Linked DNA regions of Mus musculus: regions 1, 2, 3, 4 and 5 are each linked to region 6. Evidence: chromatin loops called from intact Hi-C (ENCODE). Cell type or tissue: left cerebral cortex. All regions are shown on one strand. Each heading gives the region's core, and the rest is flanking DNA. Links, peaks and the distances in the headings are about the cores only.

Evidence for each region. Hi-C counts contacts between places; a loop is a spot of excess contacts. Peaks named below come from ENCODE experiments on the same cell type or tissue, not always from the same donor. Only the 100,000 strongest peaks of a DNase experiment are listed, where the experiment ranks them.
Region 1: a loop joins it to region 6, with 5 times the contacts of the local background. A loop is called at or near these places in 3 of 42 quality-filtered maps.
Region 2: it touches region 6 in a loop (3.0-fold over the local background); 3 of 42 quality-filtered maps call a loop at or near these places.
Region 3: a loop joins it to region 6, with 8 times the contacts of the local background. A loop is called at or near these places in 6 of 42 quality-filtered maps.
Region 4: it touches region 6 in a loop (4-fold over the local background); 2 of 42 quality-filtered maps call a loop at or near these places.
Region 5: a loop joins it to region 6, with 6 times the contacts of the local background. A loop is called at or near these places in 6 of 42 quality-filtered maps.

Annotation. Positions count from the first base shown.
Region 1 is chr16:77,130,421-77,135,660 of GRCm38, reverse strand. No RefSeq gene overlaps it. Among named protein-coding and RNA genes, the nearest start is that of Usp25, 120 kb to the right of the region's middle. In left cerebral cortex, for the core only: no CTCF peak of the experiment used is centred there; no DNase peak of the experiment used is centred there.
Region 2 is chr16:77,150,191-77,155,430 of GRCm38, reverse strand. No RefSeq gene overlaps it. Among named protein-coding and RNA genes, the nearest start is that of Usp25, 140 kb to the right of the region's middle. In left cerebral cortex, for the core only: a CTCF peak has its summit at 2,914; DNase peaks (open chromatin) are centred at 2,964, 3,273, 4,091, 4,272 and 1 more place; H3K27ac peaks cover 1,133 bases.
Region 3 is chr16:77,497,137-77,502,376 of GRCm38, reverse strand. Mir99ahg (Mir99a and Mirlet7c-1 host gene (non-protein coding)) reads right to left here. Exons shown (of 5, transcript NR_015543.3): 4 at 767-874. Among named protein-coding and RNA genes, the nearest start is that of 9430053O09Rik, 79 kb to the right of the region's middle. In left cerebral cortex, for the core only: no CTCF peak of the experiment used is centred there; DNase peaks (open chromatin) are centred at 1,326, 1,754, 2,257 and 2,596; H3K4me3 peaks cover 1,932 bases; H3K27ac peaks cover 2,157 bases.
Region 4 is chr16:77,326,797-77,332,036 of GRCm38, reverse strand. Mir99ahg (Mir99a and Mirlet7c-1 host gene (non-protein coding)) reads right to left here and starts at 2,709. Exons shown (of 5, transcript NR_015543.3): 1 at 2,359-2,709. In left cerebral cortex, for the core only: CTCF peaks have their summits at 2,483 and 3,048; DNase peaks (open chromatin) are centred at 852, 2,517 and 2,719; H3K4me3 peaks cover 3,347 bases; H3K27ac peaks cover 2,720 bases.
Region 5 is chr16:77,640,009-77,645,248 of GRCm38, reverse strand. No RefSeq gene overlaps it. Among named protein-coding and RNA genes, the nearest start is that of Mir125b-2, 3.6 kb to the left of the region's middle. In left cerebral cortex, for the core only: no CTCF peak of the experiment used is centred there; DNase peaks (open chromatin) are centred at 681, 1,122, 2,053 and 2,623; H3K4me3 peaks cover 2,375 bases; H3K27ac peaks cover 2,363 bases.
Region 6 is chr16:77,233,376-77,238,615 of GRCm38, reverse strand. No RefSeq gene overlaps it. Among named protein-coding and RNA genes, the nearest start is that of Gm31258, 67 kb to the left of the region's middle. In left cerebral cortex, for the core only: no CTCF peak of the experiment used is centred there; DNase peaks (open chromatin) are centred at 1,493, 1,994, 2,459, 2,928 and 2 more places; H3K4me3 peaks cover 2,077 bases; H3K27ac peaks cover 2,135 bases.

The sequences.
Region 1 (5,240 bases), core at 675-4,674, 100 kb after region 6:
AAATAAGGAAGACTACCCAAACCACAGAAAATTAAACTTTATTTTTGCTAGACTCCATAGTATTGAGATAAAATAAAAAAACATAAGTTATAATTATTTCAAAATTAGTAAATCACAAAAGTATAGGGGATGTAAAGTTACTTATATGCAACATGAAGATAACATTTATTTCATTTGCCAGATATTTTATTTTAGAATAAATATCTGGAATCGTCAGATAACAACTCTATGACAAACACTTAAGGAGCTCGTCACGGCCTTGTCTGCTGGTTAAATGTAGGCTCAGACTCACACACGCGTTTAGCTGTGAAGTTTAGAAAACCCAGGGCATCCCAGTGCCTTAGCTTTAATGATGCTTCCTTTCCTCTTCCACTTAAATTACAGATTTGTTATGCATGATTTCAAAACATATAGAAACTGCTGAACCTTTGAAAGTACAATATGCGATATGGCTGAAATCATAGGTAAGCTCCAGGAATCTTAGCATAGCAATATACTTATCCTCGTAATATATTTGTTTTAATTTTATGGTTGTTAGATTTTTTTTTTTTTTGAGTAATACATCGGCAGGGGAGCAAGTGTTGCTTCCAGTGACTTCTGCCCTCGTTGCTTTTGTAGCTACCACAAAACACACCTGTGACAGTAAGAATTTAGAACATTATGAGGGCCCTATCCTGAATACAGGGTTTCTGCAGAGATGCCCAAGAGGTAACAGCTATGTGAAGTTCTACTCATACCAAGATCAACTTCGGAAACAGTCCTTCTTTTCCCTCCAGCCAACATCTAGAAGCTATTGTTTTATGTAAATCTCTATACTCATAGAGACTCACCATTTATATTTGTCCTGCCTATGTATGGGGCCTTACTCAGTCACTTCAAGGACCTTTGAGAATTCTCTTCACAAACAGAAGGGAAAATTTTATGGGAATTAAATGGCACTAGGAAAAGTAGAGCAAATTAGAAATCGTTCCGGAATAACTTTCATATGTTACTTTACAGTGTGTTATACACGCAAACATAACTGGTGGCTTTTTCCTTACCCAGTCGGACCGGGTGAGCATAGTCCTGTGTCTTCGATGATGATTGAACAACACACGAAAGTCATCTTGGCCCTCACTCTGCATATGCAATCTGAACTCAATTTTGAAGAAACCACAGATTTTTCCTTCAGGGGAGGGACTGTTTGTGGCTTGGTGGTTTCTTTTGTAAGAAAATTATGCTCCGGCAGAACATTTTCACGGGCTGAATATGAAAAATTACGACACTGTCCCCGATTGGAACCTAAATATTTCAAATGCGTGTTACAAAAATGAGACATTAACTATTTCTTTTTTTTTTTTTTTTCACAGTTAAAGAGCGTACCTAGCAATACGTAAAATTGGCTGCCCACCAACTGGTATGGCTTGATTTATGAATCAGTAGATTATGGAATCTTTTGCCAAATCTTTTCTTTTTATAGGGAAAGTAATCTCACTTGCCTTTGCCAGTTGTAAATTGACTGCCTAACAGATCTCACCCCACCCTCCCCTGCCCTGCTTTTGACACTGGAGATGAACCTTGCAAATAGCTTTCCCTTGACAAATGGTATATTGCTAAGTGTTGTGAAGAGGTCGCTCTAGAGGTCAATCTAGGGGGGAAGAGGTTTTCTCCCTGCTTGGTGAGGCAGTGCACAGCATCTTGGACTACAGGAGGAACCCACCCTTGAGTTCTGCTGCATGACAGGGTTTCTTAGGGGCAACATCACTGGTATTTTAGAAACTTCTTCCTAACACTTCAGCCCCTTAGCCACCTTCCCAGAGAATTATACAAAGTAACACTTCCTGGAAACAGTTCCGAGACACCATAGAAAGTAGCCACCTAGCAATTTCTCCTGGCAATGTGTCAGGGCGAACTTCTCCCCCACTGAATAGACTATGGTCCTAACAGGCCACGGCTGTGGTACTCCAACAGCAGGAAGGAGTATCGGATTATTCTATCCTCAGCTGCTCTGCCTTAGTCTTAGAGATAATGGCTATTCACTCCATCTATGATTCGGGATCGTTTAGAACTCTTTTCTCCATTGGTGGGTAATGTGTATAGACTATACTTAACAGCGTATACTTAACTCTCTCTTTTAAATTATGTTAATGGCCCCTTTCTATTGATTGGTTCTTGAATAATGTATGCTTTCAAACCACCATAACTCCAGCAAGTATAAATCTTATCATTTAAAACATTACTTATAAACTATAATAATGTCCAAATTATAAAACATTCCTTTCAAAACTTGCGGTCTCTTCTCATGGAAGTTGAGATTAGAGTTGTGGTAACCGGGATGGGAAAAAATAGGGAAGAAGGAGGGATGGGCAAAGGTTAACCAATAGGCCGTCCTTTAGAGTCACAGAGAAACAGGAAGCACTAGTGATGCGTGCACACAGCTACACCGAGCTGTGCACTCCAGAAAGCTGGACAGAGCAAAAGGAAGTTTTAAAAAGCATTTTGATTTTTTTGACTTTTAATTTATTCTTCTTTCATATATTACATCACCACTGCAGTTTACCCTCCCTCAATCTCCTCCCCCCACATCCCCTATACCCTGAATCCAACTGCCTCCCTCTTCACCTCTCCTCAGGCCTTCTAAAGGACATCAAGCAACCAAATATAACATAACAAACTACAATAAGACCAGGCACATATTCTTACATACAAGCTGGATGAGACTACCCAGCAGGAGAGAAAAGGGGTCCAAAAGGCAATCAAAAGAGTCAGAGACAGGCACTGCTCTAACTATTAGGTGTCCCACAAGAACACTGAGCTATACAACCATATTGTATATGCAGAGAAGCTAGGTCGGACCCCTGCATGCTTCCTGATCTCTGTGAGCCTCTGAGTCCTAACCACTTCTTGTAGTGTCCTTGATCCCTCTGGCTCCTCCAGTCCTTCCTCCCCATCTTCCACAAAGGGTTATTACCATAGAGAGTTGAGACAATTCACATTTATGCTGATGGAAAAGTTAAAACATACCATGGATACATGTGTCATAAGTATTATATGGAATGACATGTGTGTCTATAAATATATAGCACATTTTCTTAAAATTTAGTGCCTGATAAAAACAAATTTAAACAAAAAAAAATGTTGTCCCACAGCTTTTAGGCAGACATTATTTTAAGTGTCTGCTTAGTTAATAATGCAAATGTGCCACTCAATATATATTATGTATATATTATATATAATAAAATGTATAATATATTACTAAACTAATAAATGTGTCTCCTTTTGAAAGCAATTTAACTTAGTGAAAAAAATGCTATAATGTTTACACAGACATAGATTATTAAAAATACTAAGTTAACGGCATCAACTTCTTCAGTTGGGAAATTAGACCCAGGCTTCTGCATAAGCCAGCTGGTTCTCTGCCACTGGGATACATCCCTAACCTGTCAAATAACTGTGTATCTTTAAGAAGTAAGTTTCTCTACATTAGAAGTTGCTAGAGTGGAAAGTCATTCCACATCATTTCAACTATAGAGGTCAACAGAATTCTGATTATATTGTTATTAAGGACCATGCTCACATATTTAAAATTAATTCTTTCATACCATCTCCATACAAATGTCTGCTCTTTCTCTTACCTGATACAGAATTCATTCAAAATTTTAGAGCTTACTTTCATAACGTCTGAGATTTATGATTACTTACTTGAAGGCAGTAGATATATAGGCTGTCCAACATAGACACACATGGAAATATATGCAGTTCTTATGGAGTTGGCAGGAGATGTAGAGAACGAGGCTCAGGAGAGCCCCAAGAAGATCTTCTCTGGAGATCCAGGGAGCAGGCACTGCTGGGCTACTCTGTAAATGAACTGCAGGAAACAGAGGACTTCTGGGAACATTCCTCCGTCCGTTCCTCCTTCCACTCAAACTCTGTTATCCTCAGAGGGTTAGCCCAATTTCTTCAGCTCAGATCATATGGCCAACCCTTTAGGAGAGAGCACAGATTCATGGATTCCTTGTCTCACCAAATAACATACAAAGGAAGAGTTAATTTATATAATGGGTGTCAAGATATTGTTAAAGCAGATCTGAAGTTCCCCCAATATCAGCAACTTTCCAATACACAAACCATTTGCCTCAAACTATCATTCTGTAAATACCATGAAGTGTCTAAGTAGAATATAGAATACACATAGACAGTATATTTTGGGTATGTATGTTTTAAAAAAGGAATGCACAACCTCCCCCAAAGACCAAAAAGACCCATTTTGACTAACATTCTTCTTAGTTTTTCATGAAAGACTACTATTTACACTGTTGCCATCTGTCTTAAGGTTTGTATTCTTGCACAAAACATCATGACCAGGAAGCAAGTTGAGGACAAAAGGGTTTATTCAGCTTACACTTCCACACTGCTGTTCATCACCAAAGGAAGTCAGGACAGGAACTCACGCAGGGCAGGGCAGGAATTTGGAGGCAGGAGCTGATGCAGGAGGAATTTGGAGGCCTTGGAGGAATGCTGCTTACTGGATTACTTCCCCTGGCTTGCTCAGCTCGCTTTCTTATAGAACCCAAGACTACCAGCCAAGGGATGACACCACCTATAATGAGCCCTCCCACACTTGATCACTAATTGAGAAAATGCCTTACAGCTGGATCTCACGGAGGCATTTCCTCAAGGGAGGCTCCTTTCTCTGTGATAACTCCAGCTTGTGTCAAGTTGACACATAAAACCAGCCAGTACACCATCATACCAAAACTATCAGACACAGCGATGTGCCACCTTCTACTAAATGACCCACCCCACCCCCTTTTCCAGCATAAGAGGAGAGGAGGTCCTGATGTCTGGTTCTATCCTTTAACCACTTTATACACTCAAAAACTTGATAACTCACTATCTGAGTGATTGGGGTTTTGTGGTTTTGTGCAAATAATCACAATCTTGGTTCTTTCAAACAACTGATTTTTTTTTTCATAATCAGTACCTTGTAGGTACTCAGGGTAAGTCCTCAAAATCAGTCAGATGTAGTACAATTAATGAAATAACCAGGGACAATGGATTTTAGCTTTGAGGTGTTATAAAGAGAGTTACGAAAGATTTGGTATCATGCAGAGAGAAAGCCCAGGATCTTTCAGCACTACACAAGCCCCCACCATCTGCTAATGAATGTTGAGAGCAGGAGAAATAGCCCAGGGAAGGGTATACCAACTGTTTTTTAAATAACAAATGGAGAACCCCCAAAACATACATAAAGTAACATT
Region 2 (5,240 bases), core at 728-4,727, 83 kb after region 6:
CGGTCCGGACGGTGGCTGGCTGTCCCCGGCCCACAAAGGGTGCTGCCTCAGCGCCTCTGTGCTTCCGCCTGTTCCAGAAGCTGTCAGGTTCTCTGGCGCACCCTCTCACCTGTTCAGACTAATTTCCTAAGTTCGGCGGGTCCCGGACCAAGATGGCGACCGCTGCTGCTCAGAACCCTATCTTAAAGGCATTCATTTTTCCCCCCTAGTACAAAATATGGAATCACAGACAAGATGATTGTATAGCTTGCAAGAAATCATCAGTGAAGAGATATAGAGAAGGAGGTTGTTATAATGCTGAGATTTAACTCACAGAATGATCTGTTCATGACACAGTTAAGGCGATCTTTGTGGCAATGAGCCAGCTGGAAAGGAATAAACCTTGAAATATAATAATCCCAAGAGAGGAGACCCAAGACAGAAAGCTGGAGGCAGTTTGGCATTGGCTAATACCATGCTCAATCATCTGCTACATTAAGTTTTGGCCAGGGGAGCTAGCTGGAAAAAAATATAAAGCAGAAACTTGCTCATTACAGAGGTGTAAGTTGAAAAAAAAAAAAGAGGAAAGTCCTCAATAATTACTACCCTCTCTCCTAAGACTCCCTCCCTGAGCAGACACATCTCAAAGCAAATAGATATCTTCCATAAAAGCCTTTGACCACAAGGCTAGCAAAGAGTCAATGTAACCAGAAAAGAGCTTTCAAAAAGACCCTAGAATTCTTCACTTGGCTTCCGTAGATTTATTGATGTTTCCCACATAGGAATAATTATTATTCACCCTCCATATTTCCCTTCCAAGAATTCTTCTAGATCATACAGATATAATCCTATTCCACTTTTCAAACCAAGAATAATGTTTAACATTCTTAGAAACTAAAAAGAGAAACTCTCTTTTGACCCTACCAAGAATCCTCCCTTCATTAATCTAAGTAACTGCTTGAATTCATTTTTGTCTTTCACTTCTAAACTCTCCACAGCAATCTCTAAAGGTAAATTAACCAACATGAAACACTAAGAAACCTCATCAAAGGCCAAAGGAATGATGTACTGCTCTTACATCTATGAATACAGCAAGAAACCAATATAGTCTTAAACCAGGTATATCACCAGAGTTTTGATTTGGATATTTATTTTCATATTTTACATTTAGGAAAACTGGATTAGTTTTTGAAAAAAAAACATATTTATTTGAAATAACAACCAAAATCAGTGTAAATAAAGTTTTCAGATAGCTGGCTCTGTTTCAATAAATTCCTACCAATATATCTATTCTTCTTTTGTATTCTATTCTGTTATTAGTCTTATAATTAATTTGGCCCTATAGCCCTCTGCTTCTCCAGGCTCACCTGAAGAACAAAGCTGAGTTCTTAGTCTTGCCCAGCATGGGAGACCAGTGCTTAATGACAGGTCAATTCTGCCAATAATGGCCATCTGCTCATCTGGCTCTCAGCCTTCTAATTTACTCATCACTGACCTGATTTATATAAACCGAGACTGAAACGATCCTCATGTTTTGTCCCCTGATCTAACATACTTCACCATCAGCAAACAGTAACAGCCCCTCTGTGTCTGCACTTCTCTAAACACTAAGAGTTGGATGACTGAGCTTCCTTCCAATCTACCCTCCTCCAGAAAAAGTATCTGCATCGACATACAACTCATTCCAAGGCATGACATTTTGGTAGGTAGACAAAATTTAAAAGATGTACCCCAAAGCTATTTCTCCATTGGTTATTGGAGCACTAGACACTAGTACTGTATAGAATGAAGACTCTCTTAAGTCCATACCAATGCTCTTGATTTCTAACTCGAAATATGTATGAGTTTTACAGAGAGGGGAAGAGGAGTGAGAAAGGGAGGGAGGAATTGCACAGATGGATCTCTACCAGACTCCTGCTAGGTGTTGTCCAGCTGGATACTAATGCTATGGACTTGGAAATAACATCAGAATCAGTCCTACCACCTACAGATCATTTCTGAAGCCAGTTTGGGGGTCCAAGTTGCTCTGTGTGTGCTTGTTTGACCTATTATAAATTGGACTTCCCATGATAGCCTTCAATTAATTTTCTAGAGTTGCTCACAGAACTTGGGGAAATATCTTCCTTAATTAGTTTCTTTTAAATGATGTTACCAAGAATATAGATGAGCAACCTCATGGAAAATTCATGAAAGCCAAGGTAAATGGGAAGGAGCATGGGAAGTTCATGCCCTCTTTGGCTAAGTTGACCTCCAAGAACCTTGATGTGCTCAGAATTCCTTCCAAGTTAGTTCTTTGTGGTTTTATGGAAATTTCATCACATAGACATGACTGTTTATGAACTCAAACTTCAGTTCCACTTCCCTCAGAAAAGCTGGATGTTGGGATAGGACTGAAAGTTCCAAACTTGCATCTGTCCCTTGGTCATTCTATGTCTATCTGCTGCAAAGACAATAAACATGGGCCTTTATGTTGTACAATAGAAAATATCTGCAGAAACAAACTAATCATACAATATTCCTCTCTTTCTCTCTCTCTCTCTCTCTCTCTCTGTGTGTGTGTGTGTGTGTGTGTGTGTGTGTCTGTGTGTGTGTGTGTGTGTGTGTCTGTGTGTGTCTGTGTGCGCACGTGCAGAAGAAAAATTTTCTTGGAAAAAATGCACCTGTGTTTAAGATTAACAACATATCATTATATTGCTAGGATTTTTTTTTAACACACAAGAGTTTATAAACCCTCCTACCACTACATTATGAGAAATTTTGTTGTTTTTGCTATTGTTGCTGCTGCTATTGTTGTTGCTGCTGCTGCTACTGTTGATGATGTTATCTCATCTTCTATTCATCTCTGTTTATCAAGAATGTGCTGAATGTTTATTAGGTCCAAGAGTCCTCAACAGATGCTGACATATCCATCTCTGTGTAGATGAACTTAGCATTGCTCACCACAAGGGTAGCTTTTCCTCTCTGTGGGACAGGTTTCACACACATATCCAGATGGCTTTCCCACTCACATTCTGGAAGTCCTTGGCACAATGTGTTATTTTAAAAAAATATATCTACAAATAGCACCGAAGGAAAAAAGAAAAAAATAATGGGGGTGGGGTTTCAAGGGGGGAGGGAGATGGGAAGGTGGGGCAAGTTGAGACTGATAGGTAGAACCCAGATGATTGAACAAGGTGTATGCAGTTTAACAGGATAGAGTCCTATCATCTGGTTTTGTCCTACAGTCCTCTACTCTCAACTTGTCGAAGTTCAGAGAATGAGTGACTTGTGAGTACTCAGCCATTTATACCATCCCCCAGGCTCAGGAAAATTACAAAGGATGAGTCAGAAGGATTGTAAACGTCAGAGGTCAGAGAGGACAAGATCAATACAAAATAGTAACTTTTAGACACGACAAAAACACTGATGTCATGACCTCACGATAGCTCTGGTTGTCTGCAGTAGATCAAGCTGGTCAACATTCTAGCACAGGGAGGAAAGGGTAGCAGGAGACTCAACCGTAACCAAAGATCTGCAGTTGATGGCAATTGGAAAGGAAGGGTCATTTTTCTGCAGGTGCACAGCCTCCCATATGTTGTCTGTGCTGCAGCAGATACCATACCCCCACCATCAATGCATAGATAGATGGGCCAGCCAGCTCCAGCAATCACCCTCTCTCTGCTTTCTTTTATGAGTGCTGGTACTCATCATTATGCCCGTGCCAAATATGCTCTTATGAACTGCAGCACCTCTCCAGCTCTTGACTCTTCTTCATGCTCTTTGATGCTCAAGGAATATGGAGATAAAAAAAAGTTATGAAAATTAGAGAAAACTTGCCTTTTTGTTGTTCCAAATATGAGTGGTTTGCTTAGTGATGTTTTTAATGTGTTCTAATTGTTGATTTATTATTGTAAGTTATTCCTAGCAGGAAAAAAAAAAAACAAAACTGCAAGTAGCTTTAAAGGAACTACGAAGCTGTACATAACTCCTTACATACAGCAAGGCCACAGATTGATATTTATAACACTTCAAAATTTAAGGAGGTTTTTCTGGGATGTCTGGCTGAAAAGTACCCAAACATTCTGTGACAAGAAGCTAGTGTGCTTTCTGGTAAAGAATTTTTTTTGGTCATTCCAGAATTGCACAATTTGCTTAAACCTGTCTACCATTTAGGTTACAATTTGCCAACCTCACAAAGGAAAGGTTTGTGAAGGGGAAAAAAAAAGTCCAGCCTCTCCTCCTTTAGCCTTCTGTATCTTGTCCAAAAGAGACTGGCCAGAGCCAAATGTTGAAGGGTTGGGCTCCATTGCTCTACTTTAAATAGGAGTCACAAATAAAACTGTCAACCAGTAAGAATAAATGCAGTGAGCATCCTGCCCACTGTGGTAGACTTAGTCTAGCCAGCATTGCCAGAGCAAATACATCCATAGAGCTCAGTCAATGACTGGCAAATTTTGACTCAAACCCAACCACAGCGAGTGGAAAAGCAATCAGTCCTCAAATCCCCTCAGCGAGGCTTCGGATGTTTTAAGCGCTGCCTGCTATTGCAACCTAAATAACATTTCTGACATGTTTGCTTCCCTGACATCTGAAAGTAGATCTAATCACATAGTTTCACGTTAAGAATAATAATAAAAAAAAAGAAGGAAACAACCAATTTTCCTTTAAAGCTGGACTCTCAACAGATACACAAAGACAGCTTGAAAGCAAACATGTTTAGGCTCGAGGGAGAACACAGTTTACTTCAAAACCGTGAAAAGGAAAAGAAACGAGATCCCTTTAAAGGAGAGCACATTGCTATCCAGTAAATTTCAGCTTTGGTGGTCTGAGAAACCCAAGGGTGTTTAGAGTACAACAATTGCTTCAACCATGGAAACGTGTGGTTGTGTGTCTCCTCGGGGGCGTGGTTTTGACCTGGAGTGTGAGGATTGGATTATCTCGGATAACAAATGCCTACTTCAGACTAAGGAAACCAGAAGTTCTAGGAGTAAGCCCCAGGAGACTCTCAAGTCCGGCCCTGTAAGCCAAAGCCTTCCAACAAAGAGAAGGTTAAAACGCTGTGAGGAATGTTCTCCAAATTGCCTGAAAATTGCTTCTCTCCTAGGACACCTAAAGTTCACCTGAACTTATTGTATAACAGTCTACACAAGAAATATCTGGAAATGTATGATTTAATACTATCTCAAAACTCCTTGTCATTAGGGACCCAATGGAACATTTGAGTAAAAACATAAAATTTTTTTGCAGGATCCATAGGGACAGCAAAATATTATTTAATCTGA
Region 3 (5,240 bases), core at 843-4,842, 260 kb before region 6:
GCATATCAAGAGGAAGCTGGCAGAGTTATAAGTATGTGATAAGCATACCAATTAAGGTAGTTCTAATTCTCATTTCTACTAACTGGTAATTCATCTGATTCTCATTGGCATGGCAAACGGAAAATACAAATGTAACTAAGATCAAACTCGTGCATTAAGTAGATTACTGTATCACAGGGGGCAAAAATCATGTGTGGTGGTGGAGATACAAAGATTGCTTTAAGACACTAGAGACACTTTCATCCACTGCCTGAACTTCAGAACTGCTTTGCACACTAAAGGTGTCTAATGTCTTAAGTTACTGGTTAAAATCGCTCATAAAATCTAAAATTGTTACCATCTAATAAGTAGGCTATCTTATTGCAACTTGTAAATGTAGCTCAAAAAAAAACCTTATCATATAAAATTATATAATAGCTCCCATGACAGAATTCAGGTGTGGGAACATCAGATTTAAAATCTGCTCCTTGACCTTCTTGCCTTCTTTTATGAAAACTCAGCCTTTATCTTATGGGGAAGCACTTAAATACAGTTATTTCATCATTCAGACATGTTTACAAACCAAACATTTCTATGAAAAGATTTGTTAAAGGCATCAAGGTACCACATAATCTTTTAAAATTATGTAATAAATATTAACAATAACAACAAAACAAACAAAAAATCCCCAAACACTAAGGTATTCTAATATACACAAAGACCTCACTTAAGTCAATATTAAACTTAATTCTATATACAAAACTTCTGTTAACAGGATGTTACTTACAGAGATGAACAGTTTTATGAATTCATCTGTTATTCGTCCCGACGGGTTTTGAAGGATCTCTCCATAGTGTATATTGCTCAGTTAAGACAGGACTCCTATTCTGGTATGCTGAAGAGGAAAAAAATGTCCTTAAATCTTCTTATTTCAGATTATTCTTATTCTATCACAATTTAGGCAGCAACAGGCAAAGATTCCACAATGACAATATGAGAAAGCAAGAAAAAAAAAACAAACCTGAAGGTTTATTTCATATTTACTGTATAAAGTCACTTTTGACATGCCTATACAACTGGTTGTGGCGGCTTTCAAACATGATTTCTAATATATGTATATATAAAAAATTGCTCCAGGTTCTTTGAGAGAAAGCTTGCCGCTGGGAAGTTGATTTTGGCAATTGGCCAAAATCATGTGCAAAGGGGCCTCATTAGGGATTCATGGCAGCCTTCAGTACTCTCAAAAAAATGTGACCCAACAGGCTAAATGAGCCACTAAAATTAAAAAGTAAGAGACAAAGACAACTTACTTAATATTCCTTCCAAAACATCATTAAACTTTTTCTTTTCTTTTTTCAGTACTCAGACCCACGTTTGCCGAATGCACCATCTCCTGCCCTCTAAGGTTCAAACAATTCCTCTTTAAAACTTGTCTATTTTCTTCGCCCGGAATGTTTTTCTTTCTGTGTCACTTTGCAAAGATTTCTCTGGGGATCAAACAATATCTATTGCGATCAGTTCAATCACAGAAAACGAAAACGTCGAAAGACCGACTACAGACTCCTGATTCAAGTTTTCAATAAGCGAACAAAAATAAGTAAGCAATCTTCGGTACATTTCAACTTCCACAGAAGGAAGCACACACACCCTGTAAACTTGCATCTCTTGTATGGGCCAATTTCACTGACAAACTTGGACACCCCCCCACCCCCACCCCCACCCACCAAAGCAGGTCTGATCCCGAAGTCTTACCTAGATGTCTTCTGGCTTTTCTGTAGATCAAAAAGTTTCCTGCCTAGGCACACAGATATTCTTTCTCACACACCATAGAGGCCCTTTTATGAATCCCACACTGTAACAGGCTGCTTTTCAACACCAGTTGAGAGCGCAGTGCGTCAGCTCTTGAGATAAAATTCATGGCTAACACACAATTAGTGGGAGAGGTTGTCTCCGGGAGAATTTATCTTAGAACGAAAGAAGCAGGAGCACAGCTATTTTTTCCTCTTTATCCCTCCCTTTCTTTCCCCTCTTTCTTTCTTTCTTTCTTTCTTTCTTTCTTTCTTTCTTTCTTTCTTTCTTTCTTTCTTTCTTTCTTTCTTTCTTTCTTTCTTTCTTTCTTTTTTTAAATAGCAAAGAGAGGAGGGTGCGGTCAGATGTTAGAATTTTGCCTGAGAAAAGGGCCCTACACAGCACTAGGACCCACTAAATACTAGCAGAGCAGCCCGGGAAGGGAGCCAACGGAAGGACTTTGTTTGACCCAGCTGCCAATCTCCCCCGAAGCCGTGCGCCAGACTAAACACTCACACTATTTTAACTCAAATCAGGCTACAGCAGCTGTTTGCTTTCCGGCTCTGAGTTCGGCACCCACATGGCCTGTGTGGTTCACCCGTGAGCTTTGCGAGCTGCCTTGCTGAAATCTGTTCCGGGGTGGGATTTATCAGTGGAAAGAAAAATTTAACCCTGCACCTCATGGTTAACAGAGATTGTTTGCTTCTCGGCTTTTGATCCGGTCACCAGAAAGTGGTTTTTCTTTTTATAATCTCTGAAAAATAAGAGTGTTAATTTTACACCCAGGGAGAGAGTTGGGATTTGAAAGTGAGGCTTCCGAACTGTTTTGCTTTGAAAGTTTTCTAACATGTTGAAATTAGCAGTGAAGTGTAGCAATAGCAGCGTGCTTTACTGAAACTTTAGGAGCGAGGCTGGTTTCTGCCTGTTCCTGTTCAACACCTTCCACCATCCAAGATGGAAAACTGGGGTTATACCAAGACTCAATAATGTCTCCTCGGTCGTCTCCTCCACTTTTAGAAAGTTCCTTCAGAAGCAACCATGAAGTAAAGCACTCTACATGCAAAGGCACATGCAACCCAAAGCACAAAGCAACCCAATTCACTTTCCTTAAATTTCCAATTACTTAACTACTTCAAGGCTTGAAATCTCATCAATGACCGTCGAAGACTAAAACGTGTCCATTGGTAGCATAGAGCAAAAATTCAATGAGAAGAAAGCCAGAGGAAGGCCAATATTACAATTATCAAAATTAGGAGGACTGGATTTGATAATTAAGATTAACTGCACAAAAAATAGATGGGCACCTCTGGCCATGTGGGGAACATTAGTCAGTAAATCCTTCTTTGTGTTGAGAGAGAGAAGCTATGAGATGAGCTACTATATATATATATATATATATATATATATATATATATATATATATATACTACAACTAAGTATTTTTACTCCTGGTAGACTGTGAAACCCTGAGGAAGAAAGCCAGCATCCTTTGTGTTGACTTTAGCTTTCATTGTTAAATCATGAAGAAATAACTAATATTTAAGGGAACGAATTTTAATCTGAATGTGGTGAGCACCAATGACATAGTTCTGAAACGCACTGTAAGTGTGCCTGGGATTGCTTTTCTGTGCGTTGTTTCATCTTTGCAGTTCTGAGTGCTTTTTCTACTAGCTGAATCTAGCCAGACATTCACTTTATTTGTTACATGGGTGCTATGTACACACATGTTCGTGTTCATTTGTATGTGCACCTGTGTGTTTATGTATTTGGAGATTAATAGTGGACTTTGAGTGTTTCCTAAGTCATGCTCCACCTTATTTTTAAAACAAGGTCTCACTGATTTACGAAGGTCACAGATTCTAGTCTATGAGATAGCTAGCAAATCTCGGGTACCATCTTGACTTTGCCTTCCCAGAGCTAGGATTAAACCATGCCTAGCTTTACATGTGGATGCTGGCATATGAGCTTATGTCTTCCTGATTATATGTGGCAAACACTCTATTGACTGAGTGATCTCAGCACAAAATTATGTACATTTTACTTAGTAAGCAATGTTATTTCTTCATATAAGATGTGGAAAAGATCCTGAGTGTCAATGAACTACCAGATCTTTGGAGTACACTCACACTGAAAGAGCCAGTTACTAGGAATATACGCCATGGTGACCATGCAGCCCAACTGAGTTCCTAATGTCCAAATCCATCGCTGTTTATGAAAAACTATAATTGATATCTTCCTCATTATTTCTTTGTTCATATGTTCTCTACTATTCCCAAAATTTCTGAGTTATATAATCTTGGCGTATGATGAATAATTTGATGGATTTAAATTTACAATGATTATTGAAATAAAGTTTAAAATATGTTTGATAATTTTAAAGATCGTATTATATGAAATTTATTAATTGGTTTCCAGAAAATTATTTACTGGCTAAGGAATAATATACAGTTCTCAAAGTAGAGTTTTATTCTTTTTGCCTAAGGTAGTAGATGGAAATGCATACAGATGCAGACATATTTATAAACACAGAGAATATTGACCAGGAAATACTTATGCTTAATAATCTGGATGACTTTGTAAAAGCTACATACTTTCAGCATGAACATTTTATTTTCTAGATCTAAAAATTTAAAACAACAATATGAACTAACCAGTACCCCCGGAGCTCGTGTCTCTAGCTGCATATGTATCAGAAGATGGCCTAGTCGGTCATCATTGGGAAGAGAGGCTCCTTGGTCTTGCAAAGTTTATATGAGTCAGTACGGGGAAAAGCCAGGGCCAAGAAGTGGGAGTGGGTGGGTAGGGGAGTGGGAGGGAGGGTCTGGGGGACTTTCGGGATAGCATTTGAAATGTAAATGAAGAAAATACCTAATTAAAAAATAAATAAAAAATAAAAAATAAAATAAATAAAAATGAAAAATTCTTGAAAGTAATATATCCTGTCATATATTTCATACTTTAAAAAAATTTTTAATTTTCTAATAGCTCATAGGAATGATAGATAATGCCTGTAAGAAAGTATGCAGAATTAAGTGTAATTATTTATATTCTTCAATAAAGTTATAAGCCCTAATTAAAGGTTTCAAAGGCAGAAAGACATCATCATAAGCATTTTACACAAGAAAAAATTAAAAGCAGAAGGCACGTGATAACTCACTGGATGCAGCAAGAAATACCTTAATGCAAAAACTGAGCAAACTCATAGGACGACATAAATAGGTAGACCAGTATATGTTCAGAAGATAGAATAAAAGTCCTCAATAAACCTTTGCAAGTCAAACTCACCAATTGATAACCTGTGTATACAAAATAACAAACACTAATTTCAGTGTTTAAAAAGCTAGTCAGCCTTTGAACATGAGTTGTTACAAACCACCCCATCAACACACTAAAGAAGAAAAATCGTATGGAATATTTATAAAGACAAAGCAATTGACAAACTCAATTTTCACTCATGATTAAAATTGAAAAAA
Region 4 (5,240 bases), core at 722-4,721, 93 kb before region 6:
CATATAAATAAGAAATATGGCTGTAACATATTAGCTGTTAACATATAACCGTTTCCTCTTAGCTGGAGGAAAAAAAACTGAGCTCAAGGGAAGATTAGCACTTTCTTTTTAAAAAGATATGCACCTTCTTAAATACATAGAATTAAAATACTAGAGTTGATTTTAATTTTTAAAAGTTCTCTACAGTCCACTAGTAAGTAAGTATGACCAGCTATGATAACAGATCAACATTTAAGTTTAAACATTTAAATGCTATGCAGCACTTTCTATCTTTTGTTCCTTGCAATTCACCCACTTCCAGAGGGAACCACATTCTTTTGGAGGCCCTCTCTCTACCATGCTGACTTTCTGAGCTGTGCTTGAAAAAAATAGTAATAATGAAGTTGCCTTTTGTACTTCTAGTTTTTTAATTGGTTTGGAGGAAATAATAAGGAATGCATTTTTTTCCTCAATCATAATCTTCAGAAGGTCCATCTTTTTCATAAATCCTTAGCTACACCTTTGCTTTATTTATCAGGAGACGTACAAGGCTTTCAAAACAATACACACATTTTCTTGCTATTCACATCAACTTAACAAAAGGCCTTATGAAATATATTCCGGGTGCTTTGTGGGGAAAGAACACAATTTTTCAAAACATGTAAATGAAAAAAAAAAATCATTGGTTTTCTCTCTTAAAAGGAAAATCCCTTTCTGGCAGCAGGAACAAGCAGGAACTGTGTGGCCACAAGGACAAAGAGTGAACGTAACAGGTGGCAAGGACATAATGAACTTCGTTCTCTCAGGAAAGAATGCGGCTGCCATATTTTGCTTTGATAAGGCAGCTCAGGTCACATGACAGGACGAACTTGTCTTTCCTGTGCATAATCTCCGTTCAAAATGCAAACCTAGGGCTCAGGGCTGCCAGCGGTTAACAGGTTTCCATAAAGTTTGCAAAGGCAGCTAAGAAATGCTACAAAATTACCTCGGAAATGGAATCACATTCCGACACCCTTAAAGTCCCCTTCCCTTTCACTACAAATCTGCAGCTTCTCACTGGCTGCCTTTTGTTTGGTTTTTTGTTTGGTTTATTAATTTACTTTAACAAACAGAAGATTCCAGATAAAAGGAGTCTGTCCCCCATGTAAGTTCTGTGCTTTAAACAAGTAGACAAAACTGAATTGTCTCTCTGCTTTGGAAAATGTTTAAACGATGCTGAAGTAGACCTAAAACTTCATCAAATCAACAAATGGACCATAAAGATCCTCCATATTTTTTGATAACATCAATTGCAAATATTATGGTAGCAAAAACTGATTTTTCTAATGAGGTGAACATCAGAAAGTATATTTTAGCACTTACTATAAATGTGATTATGAACATGAGAGGTTGGAATAAGAAAAATAGGTCGCCTCGGCTCACATTCCTGGACATGCTGGCAAGCTAAGATTTTCTTTGAACAACAACAAAACATAGTTAAAACAGGACTTAGTTACGTTTAAACAAGGAATTATTCTCAACTTATACTGTAAGGTTTTTCGTTGAGCTTGGTTGGTTTTATTTTAGAAAACATGACCTTACTAACTTCTAAGGTATTTGCACTGAAACAAACAAACAAACAAACAAACAAAAACTGCTCTGCATTACTGCAACATGATTCTTCAAAAAGAAATGTGTGCAAAGTCGATAGCACACAACGTGAGCAAACAGGATCAGCAGGAACAAAAGAAGTTTGCACGCTGTTGCTCAAGGACTTTTAAAGAATCCTTCCCAGGGATAAGACACATAAACCACTGGGAAGGGACTTGGGAAATCAAAGCACACTTAGTTTTCAATGCATGAAGATGTACTTTCTTAACTATTTTATATTAAAAATAAGAGGGAGCAACAGCAATTCTCACTGGCTGGCTGGCTGGCTGCTAAACACGGGCCCTGACCCTTCTCCTGGCCAGGAATGCAAAGCTCTTTCCATAGGACTTATTCCTGAGATAAGGCACCAAATCATGAAGCCAGCGCCCAGTGACACAGAAGTTGGACTAAATGCAATGTTTACACATATCCTGACTCCCCCTTCTTCCTCATCCCAGCCACATTTGATTTGCCTAAATCAATATTGACTCTGGTTGCAGAAAAGCAGGACTTAAACAAAAGAAAATCTGGAAGAGAAAGAACAGACTGGACGCTACGAGTTTTTTTTTTTTCTCTCAGATTGCAAGTATCACGTGAAATGAAGCAGAGACAAAGCCACAGAGCTTCGGAATTTCTAAGTATTCTTGATGGCTTGTTTCTCCCCCCACCCCCCAAAAAGCAGAGCAGATTTCTTAACTTGTATTACAACCCAGAAAGAATATTTGAGCAACATCTTAAATCTGCACTCACCATGTGAAAGCAACAGTTGCGTGGAGTAAAAGTGTGTTATTTCTCCTGCCCCTGTTCCATTTCAGTTCTGACTATAGTTGTCCAACAACCAAAAGGCCGGAGCTGCCACCCAGAGGCCCCGTCCACGATCTGGTTCATTTGCCTGTCAGCCCGAGAGCTGGCTTCTGCCGGCTGCAGCTGTGCACTTTGCTGAAGTTCTAATATAAATCTCCATATGGTTCCCACCGCCTCACATAGGTGATCTGGCCTCTCGGTTCAATGAACGCGCAGCTGAACTCTTTTCCAGGTGAGTCTGTGAGAGCTAGCTTTGAAGTCGTCCACTCTCAAGTTCAGGAGTTCTTGGTGAGGAGTGGGTGGAGAGAAGCAGCCTTGCTCCGGGGAACTCAGGCTGCAGTCAGAATGCGAAAACTTCCTCTGTTTTCCTGCCTTGCGTGGCTGAGCGCTAGTGCCTCTTTTCACAGAACTTCGGAATGTACAGGCAGGACGCAAAAGGGGCCCTGCCAGACAAGCCTTTCTCAATCAATTAGCTTGCAGCCATTACTTGTGACCCGAGGTCACACAGCATAAGTGTGTGGGGTGTGCCTTCAGGGGTCCCAAGGCTACTTATTACAGCTTAGATAACCTAAGCCGAGCAGACACTGCATTCTAGAAATATTTTTTAATAGTAAATGTGCTAAAGATGTAAAGTAAACCGAAGGTAACCCCCTAGTGTTCTTTCTGAGTAGGTATTGCTTGACTCAGTGAATTTAAAACAATACTTTTTCACATTAAATCAAACAGCGTTCAGGACAGAATAGTAACATGTTTTCTTTATATTATGTGCCTGCAGATGTGGAAATGACAAAAGAGCTCATGTAGACACTCACATGATTACCAGCATACATATCCCTTGTATCACATGGCTAAGCATAGGCAGTAGTATGGTTTTCCTTGAGACTTTTAAAGAATTTTAATGTAAAATTAATTTTAATTAATTAATTTTGATGCAACTATCGACAAAGTTCTCCGTAGCTAAGGAACTGACCTCACTTTGAGGATACAGCCTAGCCTGCTAACCCCGGGTGAGATTCCATGCAAAATTAACTTCACGAATTCTCTTATTTTCAGAACTATATTAGTTACAATTTCCTCCAGTTCCGAAAAAGCGCTTCTTCATTTTAGTACATTTTTAACTGGGAATTCATAAGAAAAGCTATGACGTGCTAAGAAAAAAAAATGTAATATTGCAAAACTCTATCTGCGTTTTATGCATTACATCTTCGTAGTCTTCAAAAACACTTTACAAGGATAGGTATCATTATCAAATTTGTGACAAGGAAGTATCAAGTAATTGTACTTCAAAGCAAACCCTTTCTTTGAATGATCCAACCAAATTAAAATGCTCATGTTTCTACAGTGATTAGATTAGACACCCTCCCTCTCCCAGTAGCTGTCACTCAGAGATAGAGATAGATGCCCAACACTCCATCCTTCACCCTATTTACTAAGTAACTGCACAGGCATGCGAGGCCTGCCTGGGAAATTCCTTTAGATGCTGATCTTTCATCTGCCTCGACCATCTTCGAATTAGCAAAACTGAATTAGCTTTAATCAGCTGTTATCTGATATAAAACAAAACATAGACAAATTAAAATGAACAAATTATAAGATTAGCAGCTAAATAATGCTTTCTAATAGGTAGAGCAGACTTTTTGAAAGTACAGAAACAGAGAATATAAGTGGTAAAGTTAGCTCTGGGTGAGACTGAGTGCAGAAACTGGGGTTTCCACTTTCTCAAATGTGAAATATGCGTCATTGATTGGTCTGTATATCGCCTCTGAATAAGTTTTAGAAAACAAAAAATAAATAAATAAATAAAACATGTTTGAGATCTTTCTGTGACTCCCTCATGCCTGTTTTGTATACTGAAAGTGAGCATCACTAAAAAATAGACATTGAAAAATAGACATGGGAAAATGACCAACCTAGTTAGCGACTAACCTAGTTAGTGCTTGAAGGTTCCCAAGGCCACCGAGGTTGCTACACTTCATCACTACCCCAATACCCCGTGTTGTACATTCAGAGTTTTCTCAATCGCTTTATTCAAGATGAACAGCTAATTTAAGAGTCAACAAGGGCACCCAGCCTTATATTTTAGATGTCTACAGTCATCTACTTTCAAGATTTAGCCCCTATTGTAATGGAACATCAGTGTACATGAAATAAGGATTTCTTTCTAGCAAGTTCAGAAAGGTCACTAATAACCATGCACAGCATAAAACATACAACAGAAGTTGAACAGGCCTTGATGATTTCCCTGGCTATAAAGTAGTTTTTATGGCCAGTTTGTAGGTTTTTATGTGGCCATAGACCTTTCTGAATTACACACAGGTTATGAAAATAGTCCCCTCTGCTGAAGTCTGCTATTACTCGGCAATGATTACTACCCAGACACTATTAGAGAGAGTTTGTCATTTTGATTCACGTCAAGTCCCATCTTTACTTTGTAGAGGAAACGTTCGCTCCTCTAGATGTTTTCTGATGACTTGATCCAATGTAGCAGATCATGGGCTGCTCAATTCATTTAATTTGAAAATTATCTCCCCTGCCTAAATCATTTCACAGTGTATTTTGAGGTGCTAACTTAGAATACAGGATACAATTCACAAAGCTCAAGAAACTCAAGAAGGAGAAAGATCAAAGTGTGGATACTTCGGTCCTTCTTAGAAGGGGAAACAAAATACCCATGGAAGGAGTTACAGAGACAAAGTGTGGAGCAGAGACTGAAGGAAAGGCCATCCAGAGACTGTCCCACCTGGGAATCCATCCCATACACAGACACCAAACCAAGACCCTTGGATGCCAACAAGAGCTTGCTGACAGGAGCCTGATATAGCTGTCTC
Region 5 (5,240 bases), core at 461-4,460, 410 kb before region 6:
ACCATCCATTTCCAGGAAGCTGCAAGGAAAGCTATGCTGAACAAAATATTTGCTAAGTGTTCCCCTCCCCCACCCTAGTACCACACCCCTTTCTAACCACCACCCCCCTTCACCCCTGCCCAGATCTTTACTTTGCCTTGTAAGACTTAAGCATTCTGTTCCGTGATGTAATGCATCATTATATAAGATCTCTTTCTGTTTATCATTTGATTTCCCATACTGAATCACTTATGGCCCCAAATAAATAGTTTTATAGAAGAAAAAAAAAAGATAAAACCAAAACCAAAAGAAACAACCAAAAAGCAGCATTCACAAAAAGCAAAGAGGAAAAAAAATAAAATTAAATAAAACAAAACAGTACTTAGATAAAAGTCCATGCTTTTTCCTTAAAACTGAATATGGCTTTACAATTTTTGACCATAGCATTCAACCAATTATTAGAATGAAAAATCTCACCCCTCCATAAATATGACATTAACATAATTATACCACCCCCATCACGGAGACCCATCCTCCTTAGGGAATACATCTGATGCTCCAAAGATGGAAATCAGTCAGATTTTAGTTGCTCTCCAACGTACCTTTGCTTCTCACTGACTGACTGGCTTTTACCCTCCACGCACTCACACGCCACCCCCTCCCCTCGGCTAGACACGGATGCCCGAGCGAGCACGCGCGCGCGCACAGGCACACAGACACACGGAGAGAGTCGGGCTAGCATCTGATGCTGACTCAGAGCGCTTCTGTGTGCAAGGGGTGGCGGCGGCTGGTATTTTCACTGCGCTCATCATTAACATTAACGCACAGTCTGGCATCCACCCTCTCCCAGACCTGCTGGACTGCGGCATTTGCATGACGCTGTCACTCTAGCTTCTGCAGGTCAGATGATGGAAGGAAATGGGGAGAAAGAGAGAGAGAGGGAGAGAGCGAATTAAAAAAGAAAAGAAAAAAAAGCCTTGAGACTCTCCTAAGAAATGCCTTCGTTTTGTCCTTATTTTTCCACCTTTTCTACTTCCTCTGTGGCTGTCTCTCAGCTGTTTGACATCTTCCCGGAAGAAAATGCCTTGTGCTTCAATGAGCCAGTCGCCAGTTAGTCCTCCCCTCCCTTCCCTCCAATCCCCACCCTTTTCCCTGCTAATCAATAAGACAGATCTGCAAGAGCAGTGTGGAGACAGACTCAGGCAGAGTCTCGCCCGGGTCCCCACCTAAGGAAGCAGCCAGGCCGGCTCACACACACGTGACACAGAAAAAAAAAAATACCATCAGTTTCTTAACAGCCTTAGACTTTATTCTGCGGTTTCATTTTCTTTCCCCCTTTGACTGAAGAAAGGGCAAAAGAAAGTCTATCCGTTTTTATGTGAAGACCCCACCCAGCAGCAGACACCCGTACATCCATACGCCCATAAGGCTGGGTGTGTAGAGATCAATTCTTTCTAGTCAAATAAATAAATACATAAATAAATAAATAAAATCTAAAAGCTAGGATTTTAATCGAAGTGATAGCTTCATGTTTTTATTAGCTATGCTCTCATTTCATAGGAATTAAAAGACAAGACTTGCCAAGATCTGACTCATCAACGGGATTTAAACTGTGTTGAAATGCTAACTTGGTGGAATGAGATCGACTAGCTGGATATTAGTATATTTTAATTTTAAAGACTTTTAAAAATAATAATACCTGACTGTTCGTGGGTATGTACATCGTAAAAGTGTTCTGGTTCAGCATATTGTGATTGAATATGTAGATTTAAATAAAAGGTGGATCCCTGTACATCTGTACACTATTACTAAAGAGCCAAAACCTTTGGCCATGATTGTGCTGGTGTTTCACAACATAGAAGACACCAGTTTCTTTGTTCTCCAGTCTCTCCCTGGGATGACAGTATGGTAAACTGCCACCTTCCCTTTCTACACTAGCAGTGTTTCTGAATTACTTGCCGGGCAGACTTAGCTATTGGTGACTCTACAGAATACAAAAAAGCATACAAAAGGGAAGGAACTATCACCATCCTCCAGCCAATGCTGGCTGGTGCTGCAAATATGTCAGTTTACTCTCATAGGCAGTCCCAGCATGCAATGCGGCACGCACGACCAAGGAAGGTAGCAGTTTGGCAACAGATCTGTGGCAACAATTGCGGAGAACAACCAACCGCTCGCTGAGGTTCCAAAGAAAACATCACAGGATCCATAAAGAGATGCAAGTAGAAATCAGCTCTTACAGGCTTCTGATTTGAAAGAAAAAAAAAAAAAAGGAAAAGGAAACAGGGGTGGGGCGGGGTGAGGTGGGCTGGGGTGGGGGTGGGGGCCAGCAAATCTCAAGCACAAAGACCAGCGGAAAAAGGAAAAAAAAAAAAAAAAAAAAGGAAAAGAATGTCCACAGGAAGGAAACAGGATGTTGAGTTCGTACTTTCAGAAAAAAAGAAAAAAAAGGCATGAAGGAAAAGGATGAGAGAGGTAGGCAGAAAAAGAGATGGATGGAATAGAGACCCAGAGAAAGAAAGATGGGAAGGAGCAGAGCCGCCATGCTGGTTGTTAATTGCCACAGAGAATATGAAGCATGATTTCTGAGTCTGGAGACTGCAAAGGACTCGAGTCCAGAATCGGATGAAAAGTTGAAATAAAGACAGACACCCACAGGTTAGCTTAGCACAAGTGTCTGCCAGTGGCAGCAAGAAGCCTGCAGAACTTGTCCTGTTTTTGCGTCTAGCTTATTGCCTTGATCAGACTTTATTTTGATTTTTTAACTCTCTTACATATGTGAATTCTTTAGGCTGCCTTTGTCCCCCCATATAGTTACCTACAATGCTCTTGATAAATGAGTGTCATGACTTTGCTATGGCTATCAGATCTAACAGGTTGACGATTTTAATAATTGAGTGTGTGCTTACAGCTACTGGCCACTGATATCCCGCTCTGTAGACCTTGTGCATGAACATCTCACTTGCAGCTCTTGGGACAAGATACAAGATACAAGGCACCTTCAACTTTTCTCCTTAATCGATGGTATTTCTTTCTTTACATTCATACAAGCATACATGGCTTAACTCCACAGAAAGCACAAAATATATTAACTGAGGGATTTAGAAAATCAAAGCAATAAACATTGAAAGGAAAATAATTATTACTGAATGACTGTGGGTTACAATATTTATATTGAGACATGAGTTAGCCTGTTCCAAGTGGCCAGGCTCTGTCAAGACTTCTCTTAGGGCCAATAGGAAAGCAGATTTGGTTACATCAACATTGATTTGAAAGGAAATGTTGAAATCAAACAATGTGGTCACCACTGTCATAGATGCTAGCTTGAGGTCCTTGCTACCTTTCAGCTTCTAATCAACAAACACTGAAGCAAGCTTTTCCCTACGTCAGAATTTATGCGGTGACCACAGGCAAAGTATTTACAAAGAAAAGTTTTGACTTCACTTTTACATTTCATTTGAAAGATGCAGCACATGTACAATCACGCAACAATTATTTTCAAATACTATTGGACATTTATTTTCTAAGCTTTTAAAAACTCACTGCTCTGATTCGGATGGTAAATTATTTATCAAATTAAAGGAAGTAATGCTTTGAAATAATATCCTTTCTTCCAGGGCAAGAATGTCTTTTATTTATTCTAAAGGGTATGTAAAATTGGTGTAATTGTGAGTATCATTAATTTAATGTATGATGTTTGTAATAAGGAGGACAGATGATATAAACTGATGCATAGTTTATATTTTGACTTAAAATTCATGAAAGTATAGACACTGTATATTATTCACCTGTTGAATATTTTTGTGCCATATTTAACTTGCATTCTGCAATCAGCTACAACCAGAAATCTGTAATATAAAGTAAATGTTTAAAAATATCAAAGTTCATTGCCTCTGTTCCCCTATCTGTATCTCTGGTGGGCAGTATGAATTGATGGGAATCTACTCTTCTGGACAATGTGAATTTAAACTATTTTCTAACTTTGTGAAGAATATATTATATAATTCTGACTTAACCCACCCCTCAAAAGGTTTATAGAGTAATTCATCACTGGACCCCAGTGTTTTCCTTCTCCTTTAGGAGACAGAAACTGTATTGATTTACTTAGGGATCTAATATTAAAAGTATTTCCTTTTGATGGAAGTGCCTTTATTTCTAAATTTTGGCTAAAGCAGTTTTATTTACTAATAGCTTTTTAAAATGTAAGATGACTTATGGAGAAAGCTTTTCGAAAAACTAAGCTTCTCCCCACCCCCAAATATAACAATGATTTAACAAAATCAAAAGACTCAACAGTCTCTTCATTCTGTGGGCTCCGAGTAGCTCGGCCATGCTTATTTGTCTAACCTTTCCAGAATGGAGAGCCATGTTCTCTCTAGTGCCAACCAAGACATATCAGAGTTCTGCTTTCCAGAAGGCATGGAGTAGTCGTGAGAGAAGCAAAAATACAGAGAGGTTTTTTTTTTCCTCTCTCTCTCCATTTTTCCACATTAGAAAGGAATAGCAGAAACTGAAATAAAAGAAATAGATCTCTTATTTTTTTTTTTAGTGCACATAACGAATAAGCAAACGATAGAGATGAGACTCAGATATCAGTGAATTGGTGTTGGTCTGGTTAGGAACTTTCTATGAACTAAAACACCTAGTGTTCTTGTTTGTCTAAGTAAGATACATCCGAGTAAGGAATAGATCCCAAATCAGATTTTAAAGAAAGACAAAATATACTAAACTAAAAGTGTATATTAAAATCATAATAATGAAGAAGAATGTTTGATCTTAACCAAAAGAAAATATATGACTCACTTTTCTTTAATAATTTTGCTGTTTGGTTTTTTTTGGGGGGGGAATGGCTTTGTTTAAATCAGACATCCAATAAGTGGGATGTCAAATGTTGATCTGTCAATCTGATAAGTCTTTCTCTCTCTCTCCTGCTATATAACTGCAAGGTATCATATCCCTCTTTTATTAATTAATTTAAAAATGGCCTGATTGTAAATCACTGTAGTAAGCTTTTCCATGTTTCCACATCCACTTTCCCCTTCTCTTTTCAGCTCTTTTGGAAATACAGAACCTATTTTTGGTTCCAGTCTTCATCAGTAGACCTAGGAGGACTGCATTCAGAGTTGCACCAATGAGACTAGACACACTGAGCCAGGGGAAGGCAGGGCAGGAATGTGAACTTGAAGGAGGTTTTTAAGGCCAAAGTGTTTTTTGCCTTAGTGTAGTCCCTGGAGCAAACAGCTCTTGAGTCTGAAGCTGGG
Region 6 (5,240 bases), core at 475-4,474:
ACGGGATGACGGAATGCCTCATGAATTAAAAGGGCCATGGGCTTCTTGTCTAAACCCTTCGTGTGGCTATGCCTATCATTGTGCTCGCTAAGCTTCTTTTAAAAAACCGTGCACAGTTATGACACCTTTGTTGGTGTATTTTAAAATTCCATGTCTTTGAATAATTATATCCAAAGCATTCCTTTAATAGAAAATAGACAATGGACTTTGGCTATCAGTTCTAGACAACCACATGCTTTTCATGGCAACAACGCATGGAATATATGAATTAAGAGAAATCACACTAAAGTCTGTCCCAGTTTCAGTCTTTGGGCATCTGTAAAGCAAATAGAAATCTTCTCAGACCACATGTTTCAGACTTTTTAAGCCATCTATCGAACAAAGTGTGTTATCCTGACCAACAAAACACAAATGTGCGAGACAACATTGTACTTCCAAATGTCTTTCCGTAGATAAATGAATTCCTTCGTGACTATGATTTCATTTGCTCAACTCTGGTTATATAATGATCCCATAAATTCACTGGAGGTATTGAACTATAAATGGAGAGCAGGCATTTTCAGAGAAACATTAAAGCAGCTGTTACATATTATGCCTCCTGAGAAACAAATGTCCCTGTCATATTCTGAAATAATATGTAAGCTGTTCCCTGCACTTCTTTTCAAGCTGGTTCTTGTATTCAGTATTTCTAGTAAATGGATGCAAATCAGGTGCATTGTGCTGCGATGGGAAGGGAGAGATTTGTTCAGAAATGACCTCAGTTCTATTCATTAATAAGATGACATGTTGGCTGAGAGCAGTGAAGGACAGAATAAAACAAGAGAGAACTTTCCTCCATTTGACAGATGTACATAGAGCTTTTTCTTGGAGAAAGCACTGTATGTAAAATGGCCACTACAACATAAAATCTAAAAACGTGAAAGGGACCTCCAAGATGCAGATTGCTTGGAAAAAAAATCACAACGTCCATGGCAGCATACCCCCCCCCCATTCCCTATTACATTGTACAGCAACTTGGAGAAAACACGTATTTCATTGAGAGGGGGCATCTAATAAACAAAAGTTTGGGATTTTTTTTCTGAGAGTTTTTTTTTTTCTTTTTAAGAAGGAGAAGATAATATATGCAAGACCCAACCAAGCAAAATAGCATTGTACTTAGAACCACTTCTGTTACTGCAGACATCAGTTGGAGACTGGGTAAGAGCTACCAGGAAGAATGTAGCCACATTTTCACATAGCGATTTAAATTATGCCACCAGAATAATTAATGGAAGGACTAATCTGGGGGAGGGGAGGGTAATAGGAAAAGGGGGAAGGCTATGTTAAACAAAGTTCATTACTGCATGATGTAAATGAGTTTCTCACCAATGATGTCACTGATTGGCTGAGCTGCAGGACTGGCTTCGAGCATGGCCGGATTGGCTGCTAGCTCTTCTGGTGCCTGCCTGCTTGGGCAGCGGTTGAATCAGATACTTTCTGTCTCTCTTGTTGTCGTTTGAAGCAAATCTTGTTCAGCCCAGCTGTGTCTCCATAGTAGTGGCACCCTAAGAGAGGCTCGCCCTCCTGCTTCCCACAGCTCTTCTGTGAGGCCGTCGTTGCTGTGTGAATACCAGCCCTTGGCACGAAGCCCAGACAGCGTTCTCAGATCCGTCTATAACACACACATACAAAAAAGAAAAATAAAAGCAGGTCTTTCATCTGAATTGCATCCTAAGGAGGATTAAGGCTTCTATTGCTACTGATTTGTGTTCTTTCAATTTGATGGTTAAAATCGTTTTTGAAACACAGTATCTTCTCATCTGCAGCAGAATACTATTGGTTAAAATTGGATAAAAAAAAAAGATGAGGGAATCCCCCTTTTCCCATGTTTACCTTGATTACAGAAACATACTTCTTCATTTTCTTCCTAATCACCATAACTGATGCTTTTGGTCCCCTACTAGAATTTTAAACTCTCAGCAGATTTCTAATTACAGCCGAGTCATTATTTTCAGGTTAAGACATGGGATCTTAATTAGCATTCTTTTTTTTTTAGCTATGCGAAATGAGACAGGGCATGAAGCAGAGATGATCTATGGAGAGGGAGAGAGGGAGAGGGGGAGAGAGAGAGAGAGGAAGGACAGAGAGAGAGAGAGAGAGAGAGAGAGAGAGAGAGAGAGAGAGAGAGAGAGAGAGAATCTGTATAGCTTTTACAGTTGAGCTGATACCCCCTCTAAGCTCTCCCTCCACCACCACCTCCACCACCCCCCTTGCAAAATAATGCAGTCATATGAACTTTACCAGACAATGGAGTACCTACAGGCTCTCCCCTAGACAAGTCCTTTATAACAAGCCAGTGCTATGTGCTGCAGACAGTAGCCAATCGGCAGGCTCCTTTCTGCAGCAGGGACACAATAGGTGCATTGGCCACACTGTCCTCCTAGACCCTGACAGCAGTTCAGGTTCATTTATTGTACACTGGAAGGCACATATGTCTTTAATATTCACTGTGAAATTATCAGTGTGGCTGTCTTCATTCCACTGTGATTACACCAATCTAATTACTGCGCAAAAGCTGCAGGGGCACCGCTTGCACTGAGTGACGCATAGGCATGTATGCAGAAAGAATATGCACGAACATGCTTGCTTACTTCAGGAATAAAAATCCACCGATTATTTCCTTCCCAAAGCTTAATGCTTCCTCCACAACACTTGGGTGAATATAGACATCATTTTCTGCTTCAAAGGAAAAGTATGTGGTGTGTGTGTGTGTGTGTGTGTGTGTGTGTGTGTGTGTGTGTGTGTTGTGTGTGCATGATTTAAACATTAGTCTAGTTATTTATTGGTGTGAGCTGTGGAGGTAGAATCTAGTCAGCAAATAAAAGGTAATTAAGGACCTAAAGACTTCCTCTGTATCACTAAGCATCAGAGTAAGAAGCTAAATAATGTACATGTCTCTCCACGGTTAGGCTTAGATGTTCATTTATTTGCAGTTCAATTGTCGTGGGCATCTGCCTAAGCTCCATTTGCGCATTTCCATATCACGGAACTAGGGTATATCTTGCAGCACTAATTTGACTGCTTAAAAAATTAAATATTCTGTGAGTATACAAAATCAGTATACTATAGCCTGGTCTCTGGGCAAACTGCTATTATTTCTGTGCACGTTATATTTACATATTCATAAACAGAATGGCAGTATGACCAGTGAGTGATTCTACGACAGAGGAAGAAAAGACAGGATCCAGCTTACAGAAGTGTTCACTGGTTGAGGATACTGGCAGAAAGATATTTTCCTACATTTCGTGCTTATTTTACTTTGTTTTCCCAGTAAGAATGATAACTGAAATACTATTTTTTCAGGTAGTATTTCACCAATGTTTACCTGAATTGATTGGAGTGTTTGCTTTTCTGCTGATAGTTCTGTATTTGAGTATGGAATTCATCATTAGAGTGGGTGTTCAAAAAACACAGTACTTCATTTATACCCACATGAATAATGTACTATTTATTATACATAGTGGAGAACAGACCATGCCGCGTTCCATTAATATTTATTTTATGATCCTCTTTTGTAATATTTGGAAACTTTCTATGAAATATGGAATTAAGTAGCTTTTGGAATATTGGATTTTAATATAGCATTTACTAAGTGCTAGAATTATCTTAAAAGAAAAGCATGGGTCTTCCTATTTATACTTCCCAAAATGCAGTTAGCATAAGAAGGAAGGAGAAACTCAAAGACTAATAAGACTGAGAGATCAAAAGGCTCAAGCATAAACAACACTGATAATACAAGAAAATATAACATTTTATCTCTGAACTGGTATGTGCATGCTTTGAAGTAATAAGGCCTGAAAGCAAAGGTATAAATTTGTTATTTGCTAGGTAGGTTGAAGACAAAAGAAAAAAAAATTAGGTACCTTCTTGCATTTGTCTTGATGATTTTCCTATTAAAATAGAGTTTCCCTAAATATTTGAAAAAATTCTGTGAATTAATATATAAAAATTAAGTTCAATTATATAATCTTAACCCTATTTATCTTGGTCCTGCTCTTATACACACATAAGCATATACCTGCCTGTATGCATTCACATACATGTACACATTGACATATACACATACATATAACACATATATGTACAGCTATGGCTGGTTTTATTTTTCAAGACCATATAGTTCATCTGCCTACTCATTTCAATTGTTTGATCTGATAATGCATTAAGGAAAGTAAAGGAAGTCATAATTGCTAATAATTTTATGTACAAATATAGATAATCAAAAAATTTCAATTGCGGTAATGCAAAGAATATATTTGGGGATTTAGGGAGTGTGTGTGTGTGTGTTTGTGTGTGTGTGTGTGTGTGTGTGTGTAAAGAAATTAACTATATATATTTTTAAACAAGACTAGGTGATTTTCCAAACTTGACCAGCTTAAATTAATGAGTATTTATAGCTTTGTGAATATCATAAAAAGGGAATTATGCATATCATGAGGTGTAAAGTTAGGCAAGTTTAGAGCAATCTTGTTTGTGTTACAAAATATATGTGAATTCAGAATTACTCTTCCCAATTTTCTTCATATGTTAATCATACTTTAAAATGATATTTTATTATATCATCTAAATGTAAAATAACTTTACATTGAAAACTTATTAGGAGTTATTTTCAACTAGAGAAGCTAGACCTAGTTTATAGATTTAAAAGACTCATTTCAGATAGGTGACTTCCAGCAATTAGTAACTGATTTGGTATCTTTCTGCCCTCTTGCTGCCTTCCTTATTAAAAATACAGCTCTGACCTGCCACTGTCAGAAGACTCTTAATTGGTTGAGTTTTACTACAGATAAGAAAGTGATGGCCCCCTCCCTCCAGATCAAAGACATTCATTTATAAGATAACTGCATAGGGAATGCCAGTGCCATCTGGGCTCGAAAGATGGAGGCCAGCAAACTTCTTTATGAAGATCAAAAGCATAACCTTAAGATTTACAATCATGATGATCTCATCAAAAGAGTCACGTCAGTGCAAATTGGCTGTAAGGCTGTAAAATAACAGCCAGTCATCTTAACCTTATAAATAATACAATGGCTTCTATAAGAAGAGCCAACTTGGAATGAGATGCGAAACCAATAAATTAAAAGACAACTTGTCAGTCTCCTAAAATGACTCACCCTTTCAAAACAACTTTGTTGTGTTTAATAGGTATGGAAAATATTCATAGTATAATTAACGTCAAGAACCACACTATATGCCTCTGT